Linked DNA regions of Homo sapiens: all the other regions are linked to region 1. The links are chromatin contacts, found by Hi-C in ENCODE. All regions are on one chromosome and are shown on one strand. Each heading gives the region's core, a stretch centred on a gene start or an enhancer-like site at or near the end of the contact. The rest is flanking DNA. Distances are from core to core; before and after follow the strand shown. Region 1 holds the start of WARS2-AS1 (WARS2 antisense RNA 1). Region 2 holds the start of ATP1A1-AS1 (ATP1A1 antisense RNA 1). Region 3 holds the start of TRIM45 (tripartite motif containing 45).

Region 1 (5,015 bases), core at 904-3,403:
CCTTTGACTTCAAAGGAAGCTTTTCAAGAGAAAAAGAAGATACATACAGGAAAAGTGGCCATAAATTTTTAGTAGTCCTTTTCTAAGGCCATTTTAATAACAGCATTGTGGGACAAGTATCTTCCTCAGAATCCTAAAATATCACAAATGATATTAATGACTAAAGATCTGTATAAAGATTTATGATTTCAAAACGTTTTTCTGGTTATTAAAAAGTGTGTGTCTTCAATTTAGACATGTGAAAAATATGTAATGCTATAAAAGGAAACAAATAACTTTTAACCCACTATTTAGGAAGGCCAAAGCAAAATAAAAAAGTTAAAAATGTTTGTTCCCTTCCAGGCTTTTTTTCTATGTATACGTTTATATAAACACTTATATATAAACATAACATCGTAATAACACTATGAACACAATTTTGTATCTTTTCTCAGTCTTTCAAAAAACCACATTAATCTTTCAAACCATCATTTTCAATGACTGAAATTATATGTAGATTTATACTTTAAAAAAATACTCTCACATTTAATACTTATTCTACTCAAAGCTAAATTAAAGGTTTAGAAACATTCATCGGTACTGGAAATTCTACATCTTGAAACAATCTAGATTAATAATTAACTTTAATAGCCCTATTCATAAATGCCACTGAAACAATAGTAGAGGTTTAAGAAATTTTTTCTTTAGCATTTATAATGACTTAGTGTCTTAAACTTCCCTGGGCAGTCATTAGCAGGCTGCAGTTTGTCTTTTTTTTCTCTCTCTCTTTGATTCTCTATTCTCAAGACATCTTCAATTCTTTAGTTTGGAATAAGGGGAAGTTTGGGTCTACGGCTTAGCTACTTTGATAGCATAGGTGTTAATGTGCTATAAATTATAAATAATCATCTCATTCTAGTTCTGCAGAATCAAACCCTCAAATTTCAAGGAGAGGAATTTTTGATAAATTTATCTAATTTTGAATTGTCTTACCTAACATTGCTGCTGAAATTTAAGGTGACATTTGAATAGTTGTTTGCTGACAAGCAGCTTTCCGGTATATATTAATATATTAGCTTATAAGAATTTTGTGAGGCTCACATTAATAAAAAACGGAAGTTCAAAAAATTTATGACATGACTAGAAAAATAAGTTGAACTTAAATTTTGGTTTTCATAATTACTCTCATTGGCTTTGTTTTGGCTTCATAATCATGGAACTATAGATTTTCCAGAGGTTGAAAGAACATTAACGTGTCAATCAGTCCAGCTCTCTTCCTCCACTCAATATGAGCAAAAAAAGAAGAAAAGTCCCAGAGAGATTGTGACTTGTCACACAGCTGTCAAGTGGCAGACCAAACCCTTGACCTCTAGGCTACCTTCCTGTCTAGCGCTGTTTTCAACACAACAGTTACAATAGGTGCGACATCCTCACACCTACTCATTATGGCAATACATATGCAAATGATGCCGGGAAATTACCTAATAAAATCACATTCTCTCCTTTCTCTCTAGTTCCCAGAATATATCTCCCGTAGATAAAGTATGTCAAAGTGCTTGCCACTGAGACTGTACTTGGAAGACGTTTGGTAAAATCCTGAATAACTGAAAGGGTATCCCCTCCCCCTGACTTTTTTGCTATGAGGGTAAAATTCCAAATATTTAAGACAATTCCCAATAAGACCAGGCCGCGACATGGTCTCCGTACGACGAGATTAATGGTAACAGCAGTGTTGTCAAGCGCAGGACAGGACAAACTCTGTAGCAGCTTGCGGTCACTCTTTCACAGCCTGCTAGATAGAGCAGTGCTGTGGAGCCACCAGGAGCAACCAGAATGGAAGATGCACTGACACTTGCTCAAGTACCACACTGCCAACCTGCTGCCCCGACCCAAGCTGCCCAATGCCTAACAAAACTTCTCTACTCTCTCCGATAGCCCCTTAGCGTGTTGTTAGGGTAAGGAGGGTAAAAACAGTAATAAGACCACAAGAAGAGCAGTCTCTAAAACAACCCGTCTCTGAAAACATCACACGCGGGGTAGGCTCACCGCGTTGCCCGGCAACAGCGGCGGCGCTCCGCTCCCAGAACTGGAGGTGGCGGCAAGAGGTCAGAAAGCGGCGCGCTTTTTCCACCAAGAAACCTTTACGTCATCACGTATCCTTGCAACGTCACTACGCTCTGAGCAGGCCGACAGTCATAGACGAGTAGACCTTAGGCGAGGGAAGGCATGTACTTTCCCTAAGAAGCGGGAGGAGAGAAATAAATAGAGGGCAGTGGGATGAGAAGAACCTCGCGGGATGGGAAGCCGCGGAGGGAAGGGCCGTCTTTGGTTACCTGGAGAGCGGGAGCAGCTGCGGATCCCTTATGAAGTGCCCGGATGAAGCTCCAGCGCTCACGCGCTTTCCGCATTGAGTGCAGCGCCATCTTGAGAAGGGCGGAGCCGTCTTGTTTGGAATGACGTCTGTTCAGAGAGCCAATCCCAGTCTCGCGACTCCTGCTTGCTGGGCGCGGCTTGGGCCTCCAGGCTGCGCAGCGCAGCCGCTATCGGGCGGACTGCAGTTCTTGCCGAGCAGGTGGGGACAGGAGCGGGGTGGGGCTTTAGTGTTTTTCCCTGGATCCCTTGTCTGCTCAGCCTTCCTGGAAGGAGAATTTCCTTGGGGGTTATTAGTAGCAACGCTTTAGACTGGAAGAAAGTCAAGTAGGCTGCATTTCTGATCTTAGCTATGTGAAGGCAACCTTTAAAAAGTTTGTTTAGAAACTCCCAGTTCTCTTAGAGGGTAATATAAGTGGTCTTTTTAGACATGTGTGGCCTCATTTCCCTTTTTTTTCTTTGAGACAAGGTCTCACTCTCGCCCAGGCTGGAGTGCAATGGCGCGATCTCGGCTCACTGCAACCTCCACCTCCCAGACTCAAGCTATTCTCCTGCCTCAGCCTCCTGAGTAGCTGGGACCACAAGGGTGCGCCACCACGCCCGGCTAATTTTTGTATTTTGGTGGAGACAGGGTTTCACCATGTTGCCCAGGCTCTCTCAAACTCCTGAGCTCAAGCCAAGCCATCTGCCTCGGCCTCCTAAAGTGCTGGGATTACAGGCATGTGCCACCGCACTGGACTTATGTGGCCTTATTTCATTCGTCCTGTAAACTTTGTTGAACCCTACCGTAATGTGCTGGGCACTGAAGGTACAGAGAAAGACATATCTTGTCTTCAAGTTGTGTACAGTCTAATAGAGTAGCGGATAAATAAATGATGTACACTTAATAGGTGTTAAAGAAGCAAGCACCGCAAGTTTTAAGGAGGAGTGGTTATGACTGTGGTGTTTCAACCTAGTCTAGGGAAGGCTGCAGGAAGGTTATACCTGATGGAAGAAATTGTTTTGTTTGGGGTTATGAGAAAGTTTAATACAGTTTTTCTGCTTCTGTTAATTCACCTAAAAATCTCCCAGACAGATAACGAGTGTTTCAGTAAAAATATAACTGGAAGAAATTCATGACAATTCCTTTATGTGTTTTGTTTATAATTCATCCAGCTACTGAAAATTACCAAGGAGAGGTAGGAGATAAGAGATGCCTATAAAGGAGCTGAAATCTACCAGGGTAAGACAAAACAGTAAATTAAAACCATATAGGATAATCTTGTAGGTATACAAAGTACTGGTGAAGTTCAAGTATAATTGGTGTAATTTAGAAGTGAGCAGGAAAGGGATGAAGGCAAAAAAAAAACTAGGAAATCAAGTTATAGTCTTCAACAAAGCTGATCAGTTTGGTTTTGGCTGTTAAATTTGAGGTGCTTGTAGTACTTCCAAAATGTGATGCCCATTAAATAGATACATGGGTCTGGAGCTCAGAAGAGATTTGAACTACCAAACAGATGGTAATTGAAACCAAGGAAATCCTTGAGACCATCAGATAGAGTTTGTGGAGTGAAAGTAGCCAGATGATGGAAATAAAGGAGCCAAGAGGTGTTGTAGAACCCAAAGAATGTGATATTACTGAGACCCTGGAAACAAACCTTGCCAGGGGAAGGGGGATATATGTTATGCCTTGTAAAATGCAGTTTAATAAATGCCCTACATGTTTTACTCATACATAGAGCAAAGCATTATAGTACAGTGTTTTACATATATTTTATTAATGAGATTACATGACCCTAGCAATTAGCAAGATTAGCTTTCTGACATCTTTAGTCATCTAGATAGCAAGATAAAACCTAGCAATAAGACTATGGTGCACCAAAAGCTGTCAAAGGGTGTACCTACTTTATTTCTTCAAGAAGTAGTTCTTAGTCGTATCTGCAGACTCCTATGACCAATAATATTTCCGTGGGAGGTATTTCCAAGACATAGTCCCACTAAAAAAGGTGGGACTTTAAGACCACAAGTTTTATAACTTTAGTATCCTGATTTTTAAAATTGAAAATATTTGCTAATTTTTAGACTTTGTTAGAAGTAATAAACTGTGTTTTGCACCGTGGCGGTGACCTGGTAACTCTCAGGTGTCACTCAGCCAGCCTTGCTTCTTGGACAAGGACTATAGTTTATATTTCTAACATCTCCCCCAGCACCTAGAATAGTCTCTTATGCAGAGTAGGCACCTCTTTTAAAAGTAAATTGGATTTTAACAAATTACACAGCTTATTGTCAGCAATTGTTATGCTTTTAACAGCCAGAAGGAACAGTTAACAGAAAAGACACAGGATGTATTAAAAATGAACCAGTTCTGTCTACTTTTGTACTTTTTCACAGTAAGCATTTTGGTGTTGGGGAAAGTATGACTACAAAGCTCACCATCTTCTAAGAGGAGGAATATATTCAGCTCAGTATATTTAACGTATTTTAATAAGTTTTTAATAATGGTAACCATGACTCCTCGGGGAAAGATATATTATTCAATGTATCTTTGAAGAAAAAACCTACAATACACTTTTGAAATGTTTTCATACAAAATGGTTAACATTTAAAAGTGTGTATATATCATGGGCTGGGCATAATGGCTCACACCTGTAATCCCAGCACTTTGGGAGGCTGGGGCGGGCAGATCT
Region 2 (5,015 bases), core at 1,411-3,910, 2.7 Mb before region 1:
TATTCTATGAATAGATGAGAGCTCTTATCTCCCCTCTGCCTGACCCTCAGGACACAGAAGGGTTGGGGGGGGGGAGGGCCCTGAAGTCGGCTAATTAGAGATGGCTGGGAGGATTACTAGGGCCTTGCTCTGGCAGCTGTGCCCACCTCTAAATTCAATATCCAGAACCTGCAGAGAAAGGGCTCACCTTGATAAGCTCCGGAGACAAAGCAGGAGACAGATAGGGTTTGTTCTCAACAGAGCACTCACCCTCTGAATACAGTTTTTGTTTAAGCCCCAAGGCTGGGAACATTCCACAGCCTGGCAAACTCCCTGTCTCCTCAAGGTCAGTCCTTCCTCAGCATTCCTCTTTGGAAACGTCTCCCACGGCTGGCCCTGCTCCTGCCCCCTGGCTTTAGGGGCAGTTATATAACTCTTAGGAAGACCTAGAAATGCAAGCATATGGTGTCCTCAATTCCCAGCACAGACTTGCTGCTTCACATTTTTAGCTGGTGCTGAGAGACTGGCTTTCACACACAGACACACACACATACACATCCCTGACTCATAACTACATTTCTGCTGCAGTATTGCAGATTTCTAAAAAATTAAATCCTACATCTGGAGCCACATAAGGGTGAAAGCATAGGACATTTTGTCCCAGTAACTGTGGGGATAGAAAGGCCTCTGAGGCAGGACACAAAGGCCATATCAGGGCCACTGCAGGGCCAGAGGTCCTAGCACCCCTGGCTTTGGCTCTGAGGGTTTGGTTGCTTGCAGCTGAATTCCCTAACCAAAGCCTGTCATGTGTGGTGCCAAGCTCACAAATTCAGCATGCATCTACTATGTGTTTGCAATGACTAAAAGGTTACAGAAGGCAGCCTGGATTGCGGGGATCGGGGATACTTAGAAAATACGTTCTGCAAAATGTTGTATTAGAGGTTCTGAAAATTAAGATACAGAAAACATTTTACTTAATGAAGAAAATAGGGTAAATATGTTCAAAGGAGTATAGTTGTTAAAAGCAAACTGTTTAGAGTCAAGATCAACCCAGATTCACTTTCTGGTTCTCTGCAGCTTACTAGCTGTGACCTTCAACAAGTCTCTCTTAACCTGAGTCTTAGCTTTCCAATATGTAAAATGGACACAGCATTGTGAGGGTGGTTGGGAGGATTAAATGAGATCAGAGAATTTAGCACCATGACTGTAAAGAGAAAGGGCTCTACAAATGTAGCTGGTACTACAATTCACTTTTTTTTTTTTGAGACAGGACCTGACTGTCACCCAGGCTGGAGTGCACTGGCATGATTACAGCTCACTGCAGCCTCGACCTGCCAGGCTCAAGCCATCCTCCCACCTCAGCCTCCAGAGTAACTGGGACTACAGGCATGCGCCACCACATCCTGCTAATTTTTATATTTTTTGTAGAGATGGGGTTTTTGCATGTTGCCAGGCTGATTTCAAACTTCTGAGCTCAAGCCATCTGCCTGCCTTGGCCTCCTAAAGTGTTGGGATTATAGGCAAATGAGCCACCACGCCAGCCCACAATTCACTTTAAACACAAGTGAAACACATTTCATTAGACAGTGGAATAGACTTATGTCAATTTTCTTTTCTCTCTTATTTTACACAGTCTGATTTCCTGAAGACAGGAGGCGGGAGTAAGCTAATCAGGCCCTGAGTTAGCTGTTTCCAAGAAGCTTAGAGTGTCCCACTTACCTACGGGTTGCAGGGCCCGCATTGCCAGTAGGGCTGGCTTTTAGGGATGCTGCTGTTGGTGTGTGCTGTACTTGTTTTCTAGGATTGGGACAAGCTTCCTTGAGCTCCTGACTTTAGAGACCAGGTTTGGGAACTGATGGGTGCAGCAAATGCAAACAGACAGCAAACAGGCCAAAGAGGAGATTCATTCACTGAAGAGGGCCCTGGTACAGTACTGTCGAGGTTTTGCGGTGGCCTGGACACGGCTGGCTCCTTCGACTTACACAATATATCTTCTCTCTCTCTTACCTGCACTTATAAGAATCGGTGCTAAGGGTATGTGCCTACCACAGTGCAGCTTGTAGATTAATGAAGAAAGAATTGCTGCCACTTCCCAAATATTAAACGCCAGGTTCTGCCTATGCATATTCTCTCAACCTTCACAACACACCTACTAACTCCAGCTTACAAATGAGGAGACGAACCAGCAGGCTGTTCCAGGCGTCTGGTTGTAAGAGCAGTGGCAGTAGAGAAAATGATTTATTTTAGCACCAGCCACTGTGCTAATCCCTTTAGATATCATCTCATTTAATCCTTTTAACAACCCTGAAGCACCATCCTTATTCTAAAGGGACTTCGGACCTCTCTGCGGTCCACACTGTCCCCTGCTCGGTGCAGGAGTGTAGACTGGGACTGTTCCGTCTGGTGGTCTCCCCGACAAGGGTTCACCTGGAAACTGGCCTTTGGGCTGGGATTGGGACTCTGTACTTAGGCTGGCAGCCCATATTAGGACTGGGCACCGTGATAAGCACTTTCTTACCGCAAATGCACGATTTCACTCGGCCCTCACACACCCCACGAGGTGGGCACCGTCACAGTGCCATCTCACAGGCAAGGAGGCCAGGCCCAGGCCCTGAGGATGCGCCGCTCAGGTGGGAGCTTCCGGGGAGCTCGCGCGACAGCCTGGGGGAGCGCGGATTCGTCTCTGCGCTACGGCGGCTGCAGAGGGTCAACCCGCGGAGGCGGCGCTTCGCGGCGGGTCCTCGGCCTGAGGCTGTGGGATGCCTCCAAACCCGGCGCGGCCTCCGTCTGCAAGGAGAGCAGAGGGTCCCCGCCGGGAGCGCGCCCGGCTGCGGCCCCAGGCGGCCCTGCCCGCAGCCGCCACCTGAGCTTGGGCGCGGCTCCTATCTCCCACCCGCGCGTCGGCCAGTGAAGGGCTCCGTGCTTAAACATCATTCGTTACAGAAGTATTGCGGCCATCACACGGCATTTTAAAAACACGAATGATGATAAATAACTTTAACACTGCTTCCAATTCTGCCTCCAAGCACAGCATCATTACCATTTGCATGCGTTTCACTTCATTCGATTTCCATGTGTATGGATTTGTTTCTACATAGCTGTGGTAAAACGCACATACTAAACTGAATCCAGGGTTGTTTTCCACTTTGTAACATGAACATTTTCACCGTGTTAGTACTGACGCTTCCTACCTATAATTTTTAATGGCAGGACTTTAAAAAATTGGGTTGATACGCTGTCACTTCTCTGAGCATCTCGCAAATGTTCAACATTCAAGTGGCTTCCAAAGCTTCACGATTATAAATTATTCATTCTTTTTTGTTTTGTTTGGTTGTTTGTTTGTTTGTTTGTTTGTTTTTTGAGACGATGTCTCGCTCTTGTCGCCCAGGCTGGAGTGCAGTGGCGCGATCTCAGCTCACTGCAACCTTCGCCTTCCAGGTTCAAGAGATTCTCCTGCCTCAGCCTCCTGAGTAGCTGAGATTACGGGCATCTGCCACCACGCCCACCTAATTTTTGTACTTTCAGTAGAGACGGGGTTTCATCATGTTGGCCAGGCTGGTCTCGAACTTCTGACCTCAGGTGCTTCTCCCTCGACCCGGCCTCGGCCTCCCAAAGTGCTGGGATTACAGCACTTTGCTGCCCAGCCCATTCTTGTGTATAAAGTCCTTTCAGTATTGAGATCAGTTTCCTTAGGTTATATTCACAGGAGTGAAACTGCTAAGTCAGAATGTGAGCATTTAAAAGCTTTCAGTATTATTGCCAAATGGCTTTTCACAGATGACTCAGGGAGGTTTTGGTACTTGGAACACTGCTACTTATATCCCACTCCCCCCCCCCCCCACCAGGAAAACATCTAAAGTGCACTTTTTTTTTTTTTTTTTTTTTTTTTGTGAGACGGTATCTCGCTCTGTCGCCCAGGCTGGAGTGCAGTGGCGCGATCTCCGTTCACTGCAAGCTCCGCCTCCCAGGTTCACGCCATTCTCCTGCCTCAGCCTCCTGAGTAGCTGGGACTACAGGCGCCCGCCACCACGCCCGGCTAATTTTTGTGTTTTTAGTAGAGACGGGGTTTCACCGTGTTAGCCAGGATGGTCTGGATCTCTGACCTTGTGATCCGCCCGCCTCGGCCTCCCAAAGTGCTGGGATTACAGGCGTGAGCCACCGCGCCCGGCTAAAATGCAGTTTCATTAAGAGATAGTGACCCTTTCTGAGAGTGTCTACATTTAATTGGGATCAGAGCTTGAAGTTGAAAATTTTGTGCCCTGGGACTTCAGACATCAGAAAACAGGGTAGGAAGATTCTCACGGGTTAGGATTTTTCTGGTGACCCTGAGTGGGGGAGCCACTTATTCTGCCTTCACTTAAGGCTAAACTAGACTCCCGGCCCTGCGTAGAGTTCTGAGGGACACCAGGGTCACAAGGCTAGTGAGACAGAGTTCATTTGGAAGAAGTGAAATAATTTAGGAATTCACAGAATATTGATGATGATATCCTTCCTCCTCCAGATGACAAGGTAATAAAGAATAATGAGATGTGATCATGGGAAATAGCCACCATGAGCAGCAGCCACCAAGGCACATAAATACTGTGGAATTGACTCTGCTGTCAGCTTGTGGGTTTCTGGAGTGACAGATTAAACCAAACTCAGTCCAGCTTCTTGTTTACTCTGTGTAAATCTACTCACTGTCCAGAATCTTCAGGCCGGTGTTGCCACCACTTGTTCTGTCTGTGATTCCCAGTGATGAGTAGGAGGTGACCAGCAGGCAGACTGTCTCCCTATGGGTAGGGAGCCTCAGAGTTCTGCAGGGACTGGGGTATAGGTAGAAGATGAAAAAAATATCCTTTCTGAATCAGCTCTTTGCCTGTCTGGGCAAACCCCTACGTTTCCTATCCACACTTTCTCTGCTCTAGGACCTAAGCCTTGGAGAGTTGCCCCCAGTTCATTGACAAGCTCCCTACACTAGAGTCCTTTTGTAGTGGGCATTGGGGTGCACCACCCAGATTTCTCTTTAGAACTGGTGAACTTATTCCCTCAAGCTG
Region 3 (5,015 bases), core at 1,529-4,028, 2.0 Mb before region 1:
TATAGAATAACGTGTGAACAGACTAGGGCTCTGGCTGGCTACATGCCTATGCAGAAGGTTGCAAGACTATGACTGCATGCTAGAACTTTCCCAAAGAGTTTAGACAAGAGTCACAGTCGGCTTCCTAAGGTAAGCTAGCAGTGAGGGCATGGCAGAAAACCAGCATCAAGAAACAGAAACCATGCCAGATAACACAGCAATAAAGTCCAAGCAATTAAAAAGCAGACACCAAGTCTCATCTAGCTTGCATCTAAGATTTTGGTGAAGCATTTCTGTTGACCTGTATCACCCAAATCAGCAGGCTAGAATTTTTTTCAAGAGACATCGTCAACATCATTAGAAAGCGTGAAACCGGCCGGGCGCGGTGGCTCACGCCTGTAACCCCAGCATTTTGGGAGGCTGAGGTGGGCGGATCAACTGAGGTCAGGAGTTTGAGACCAGCCTGGCCAACATGGTGAAACCCTGTCTCTACTAAAAATACAAAAAATTAGCCAGGCGTGGTGGCATGTGCCTGTAATCCCAGCTACTGGGGAGGCTGAGGCAGGAGAATCGCTTGAACCTAGGAGGTGGAGGTTGCAGTGAGTGGAGATTGTGTTATTGCACTCCAGCCTGGGCGACTAGAGCCAGACTCCATCTCAGAAAAAAAAAAAAAGAGAAAAGAAAGTGTGAAACCAATGGTTAGTAGAATCAAAGCTCTCTTTCTAATTCCTTTCCTATAGTAGCCCTCTAGAGATGTAGGGAAATCCTTAGGAAAACATGGTGACTGTTCAGAGTTCCTCCATTAGCATTGTATCAATTTGAAGCTTATATGCCTATTCTGGCACCAGAAGAGTGGCTGCAGAGAAAATAGGGTTAGCTGGTTTGGCTGGCAGCAAGACAGTCGCAGGGACTATCACATAATTACAAGTTAAAAATAGAGTGAAGTCTACAAACTTGTTCTGTTAGTGTAGCCAGAAAACAAATGGAAGTAGAACCCGAAACCTATTTTAGGCTAATCCTAAAACTGTGGTCATTTTATATTCTGGTGTCCTAGGATGGGGTAAGGTAAGAGTACGAAGGGACAAAAGTGATCCATCTGACAAACTATTCACCAAATGCCATAAAACACATAGTCTGCACCCCAATTAACACCTACCAGCCCACCTCACCAAGCTCCAGAGTAACTCTAAGGTACACAAAGCAAAAGCTGAGGTCCGGCCAATCATCATCACCTATTCTAGGAGCACAGCATGGGTTACTGGAATGTAGTCAAAATGATCTGGATTTAATACTCAGTTCTGTTACACACTTACCAACTGTAGGACCTTGGCAAATCACATAATATTGCTGAGCTTGTTTCCCCAATTAATAAATGGGGGCGAAAACAGGGCCTGCTTTTCTGTAAGAGTTGCAAGATCGAAGGAGATCAAGAACAGGATCTATGCTGTTATATTCATTCTCCTGTTTCTCCAGCACCCAGTACAATTATTCACTACACGAATGACTGAAGGAAACTGTAGCTGCACTTTGTAAATTGAAAGGGTTTATTGCTATTGCTATATTAGGCTATATATTAGGTACTATATTAGGCTAACCGGGTTAACTGTTGTACTGGAGTATTTGCTATTGCATTGTTATATTGCTCTTTGACCTTCCACGGTATTTGAGAAGGCTTTCCTTTTCATCTGCTCACCGAGGGATTTGTCTTGACACCTCTTTGTAATCTGCTCTTAAGCTACACCTGATGGAGTGTCCCATCTTTACCTATGAGCCTGGCAGCAGAAGTGGCAGAGGTTGGCTTTGCAGGTCTGACACCTCTTCTCTACTTCCCTGTCGTTGCACAGGTCACACACCAGGCCCTGGCCTTCCCCACGTAGGCTCTCCAGCATCACATCATTCACGGCCAGGTGGTCTATGGTTAAAGCCTTCACTCCACCCATGGGCAGGTCCACCTGAGCATCACATACAGGACAAAGGATGCCGATCTGCGACTGCAGACTTCGTGGCTTGAGTTCCTGGAATATTGACCCCTCAGAGCTTGTGTCAGAGTCTCCCCCTCGGATGTCCACTACTGAGAAGGGCTCCAGCTGCTCCAGACACGTGGTGCAAACTGTATGCAAACAAGGCAAGAGCCTGGGGGCTTTGAAAAGCCCCAAGCACAGGGGGCAGTGAGTCTTGCCTGAGTTCCCAAGTGCAGTCCCACTAGTGAGTTTGCTTACAAAGCCCAGCAGCGGTTTTCTGTTTTCTGACATACTCCTCACGTTTGTGACCAATATTAGAAAGGGCCCTGGGCAGTTCTACGATTTAGTAGCAGGTGATTAAGCCCACCCAAAGAGAAAGTCTCCAGAACTTGAACAGAGACCATGGGGACTCCCTCGCTGACAAATAAAAGGGCAGACGGGAAGACGAGGCGTCCTCGAAGGAATCACCCACAGATCTACTCAGGAGGGCCCCCTCCTTTCCACTGCATCCCACACCAGACACGCCCACGCCCTCCTCTGCCCCGCAAGTCCTCCCCGGATGCGCTTCCAGGTCTAGCTCTCCAGCTAGTCCTGCTGCCAACAAAGTCACCCCTGCACCTCTCGCTCCCTCCACTGCCACCCCCCTCCCGCCGCCCGCCCCACTGCGCGCCACACGCGACAAGCGCCGACCCCACCCGCGCACGATGAGGTAGGGGCCCTCTTGCTCCTTCCCTCTGCGAAAGGCGCGCGCCGGGTGAGGGAATTGCAAGCCGCCGGCGGGCTTCTCGGTGTCCACCGCCTCTCCCGCGCCTCGGCCCGGGACGCCCGCGGGCTCTGGCCCCTCCTCACACCAATCCCAGCCCGGTCTACTCCGGCGAGTCCAATCACCGTCCGAGAGCGGCGGCCCTCGCCGCTCCGGGCCCCGCCGCCCTCCAGAGTGACGCCACTAAGCATCCAATAAGTTTTGGAAATTCCACATCTTCGCCAGTCCACTCACGCGGGGGGCGGGACCTGACAAGGCCGTGGGCGGGGCGGCCGAAGGGCTTAGAGTGCGGCGGGAGGAAAAGGCCAAGGCTCGGAGCGAGCGGCATAGTGTAGTCAGCGTCACCGTTTCACAGGGACTGTCCCTCTCTCTGTGGTGACCAGAGAGGCCTCAGGACCTCTTAAAAAGCCACGCTGATTTGGCGCCGGGACGGCCTTCTTTCTGCCCTCGGACTCGTCCCACGAACGCAGACTGGGTTCTCCCATTGGTGGATGGCACTGTCAGTTGGCTCTGCGCTGGGAGTGGGAGACGTTTTTCGGGCTCCCGAGGTCTCGGCCGCTCGGGGGCGCCAGACGTTTCTCCTCCACGCGGGTTTGAGGCTGCGAGGCTCCCCTCTGTCCTCAGGCGCTTACTGTAGCTCACAGGTCCCTCAGGCCTAGCGTGCTGGGTACAAGCACTCCCGCGGCTCCCCGACTTTGGGTATTTTTCGGGGGTGAGGGCATCTCAGGCTCGCGTTACGGGGACCGGTTCGGGAGACCGTGGAGCCGAGGTGTCGAATGGAGGGCTTACTTCGGCCGGGCCAGGGAGCGCCACCCTCCTTGTCGGGCTCGGGAAGGCTTTGTTTTCCGGTCCGGGGGGAGTGCAGATGACCTAAGGAGTTGAATGTCACCCGGGATTCCACAGTCCTGTGTAACAGAAACGAGCTGAGCGAGTTGGACCCGCTGTTTTTATCAGTCAATCACGGAGGGCTCCTGCCTGGTCACAGTGAGACAATGGACGGTGGCAATGAGGGACAAGCCCTTTGTGGGCTTAAAACTAATTGGGAAGATGAACACGTCCGACCCCTTTAACTTTATAATTACACGGCCACCTTCTCTGGCCTTACCAGGCGTCTCCTGATTCTCCAAAATTCCAAAAATGGAAACAGCTGCTCCTTTCCCCTCCACCTGTTGTTATCTCCAGTTGCGTCAGCTTGTCTACTGGGCCCTCACTGCTTTCTTTGTTCATGACCTTCCCTACTTAATTTGTACCCAGTGGGCGACTGTTTCACTTGATTCCTTCATTATCTGTTTCATGCTATAGGCATAGTGTCTGGAGCCTAAGCTTTTAAAAGTATGGAATCTGAAAAAAAGTTAACCCCAAAATATGAAAAAAAAAAAAAAAACCATTATAAAATATAAAAATGAAATGTTTGGCCATTTCCAAAATATAACACGCCAATGAGTCAAATGCCACCTTTATATAAAATGTGCAAGTAATTTCCAAATGTTAAGCATATCTCCAAAGATTTTTAAATAGTCCTTACCTAGATTTTTTTCAGCCTCTTGTCCTTCTTGCATCTACTCTCAAAATCGGCATTCGCCTCTCCAGTAGGCTGGAGGAAGTCACAAAAACTGTGTGGACTTGGGTTTGCTATATATTCTTGCTTTGAACTTCACCTTTACCCTCCCTGCTGCTTGGCTGTGCTTTACTTCATCTCTTGTTCATACTGTATCACATTTCTTGTGGTAGTAGTTTCAAGCTTCTCTTGTTTCAGAAGTACTTCATAATTTACACGTGCAATATCTCATTTAGCAGTATCTCATTTAACCTTTAACAATATTGTAAGGAAATGGCCTCAAAGAGGTCTTGCCAGGTCTTGGATGGCCAGCCCAAGTTAACATATCTGGAACTTGAACACAACCTTATGATGCCATATCTAAGATTATATTCGGGCTACCTCTACCTTTCCCTTTTTTTTTTTTTCTTTTTTTGAGATTGAGTTTTGCTCTTGTTGCCTAGGCCGGAATGCAATGGCAGGATCTCGGCACACTGCAACCTCCACCTCCAGGGTTCAAGCGATTCTCCTGCCTCAGCCTCCCAGGTAGCTGGAATTACAGGCATGCACCACCACACCTGGCTAATTTTTTGTATTTTTAGTAGAGACTGGATTTCACCATGTTGGGCAGGCTCCTCTCGAACTCCTGACCTCAGGTGATCCACCCGCCTCGGCCTCCCAAAGCGCTGGGATTACAGGCGTGAGCCACCGCGCCTGGCCACCTCTACCTTTCCTTTCTCAGTTTATTAAGCATCAAATCCCTCACACATGCTGC

What was found. A loop is a pair of places that touch in the nucleus more often than their neighbours do. Pooled maps may share reads with other maps.
Region 2: a loop to region 1 is called in a pooled map, with 16 times the contacts of the local background. The contact joins the promoter of ATP1A1-AS1 here to the promoter of WARS2-AS1 in region 1. A Hi-C loop is called at or near these places in 6 of 50 pooled maps.
Region 3: a loop to region 1 is called in a pooled map, with 12 times the contacts of the local background. The contact joins the promoter of TRIM45 here to the promoter of WARS2-AS1 in region 1. A Hi-C loop is called at or near these places in 8 of 50 pooled maps.

The regions. Positions count from the first base shown.
Region 1 is chr1:119,138,243-119,143,257 of GRCh38, forward strand. WARS2-AS1 (WARS2 antisense RNA 1) reads left to right here and starts at 2,154. Exons shown (of 7, transcript NR_125975.1): 1 at 2,154-2,551; 2 at 3,505-3,571. WARS2 (tryptophanyl tRNA synthetase 2, mitochondrial) reads right to left here and starts at 2,411. Exons shown (of 6, transcript NM_015836.4): 1 at 2,313-2,411. The coding sequence starts at 2,402. RefSeq lists an enhancer at 2,183-2,492.
Region 2 is chr1:116,415,962-116,420,976 of GRCh38, forward strand. It overlaps ATP1A1-AS1 (ATP1A1 antisense RNA 1), which reads right to left and starts at 2,661. Exons shown (of 3, transcript NR_027646.1): 1 at 2,498-2,661. RefSeq lists enhancers at 1-304, 2,486-2,780 and a silencer at 2,740-2,869.
Region 3 is chr1:117,118,971-117,123,985 of GRCh38, forward strand. TRIM45 (tripartite motif containing 45) reads right to left here and starts at 2,779. Exons shown (of 6, transcript NM_025188.4): 1 at 1,744-2,779. The coding sequence starts at 2,231. RefSeq lists a silencer at 2,544-2,733 and an enhancer at 3,044-3,213.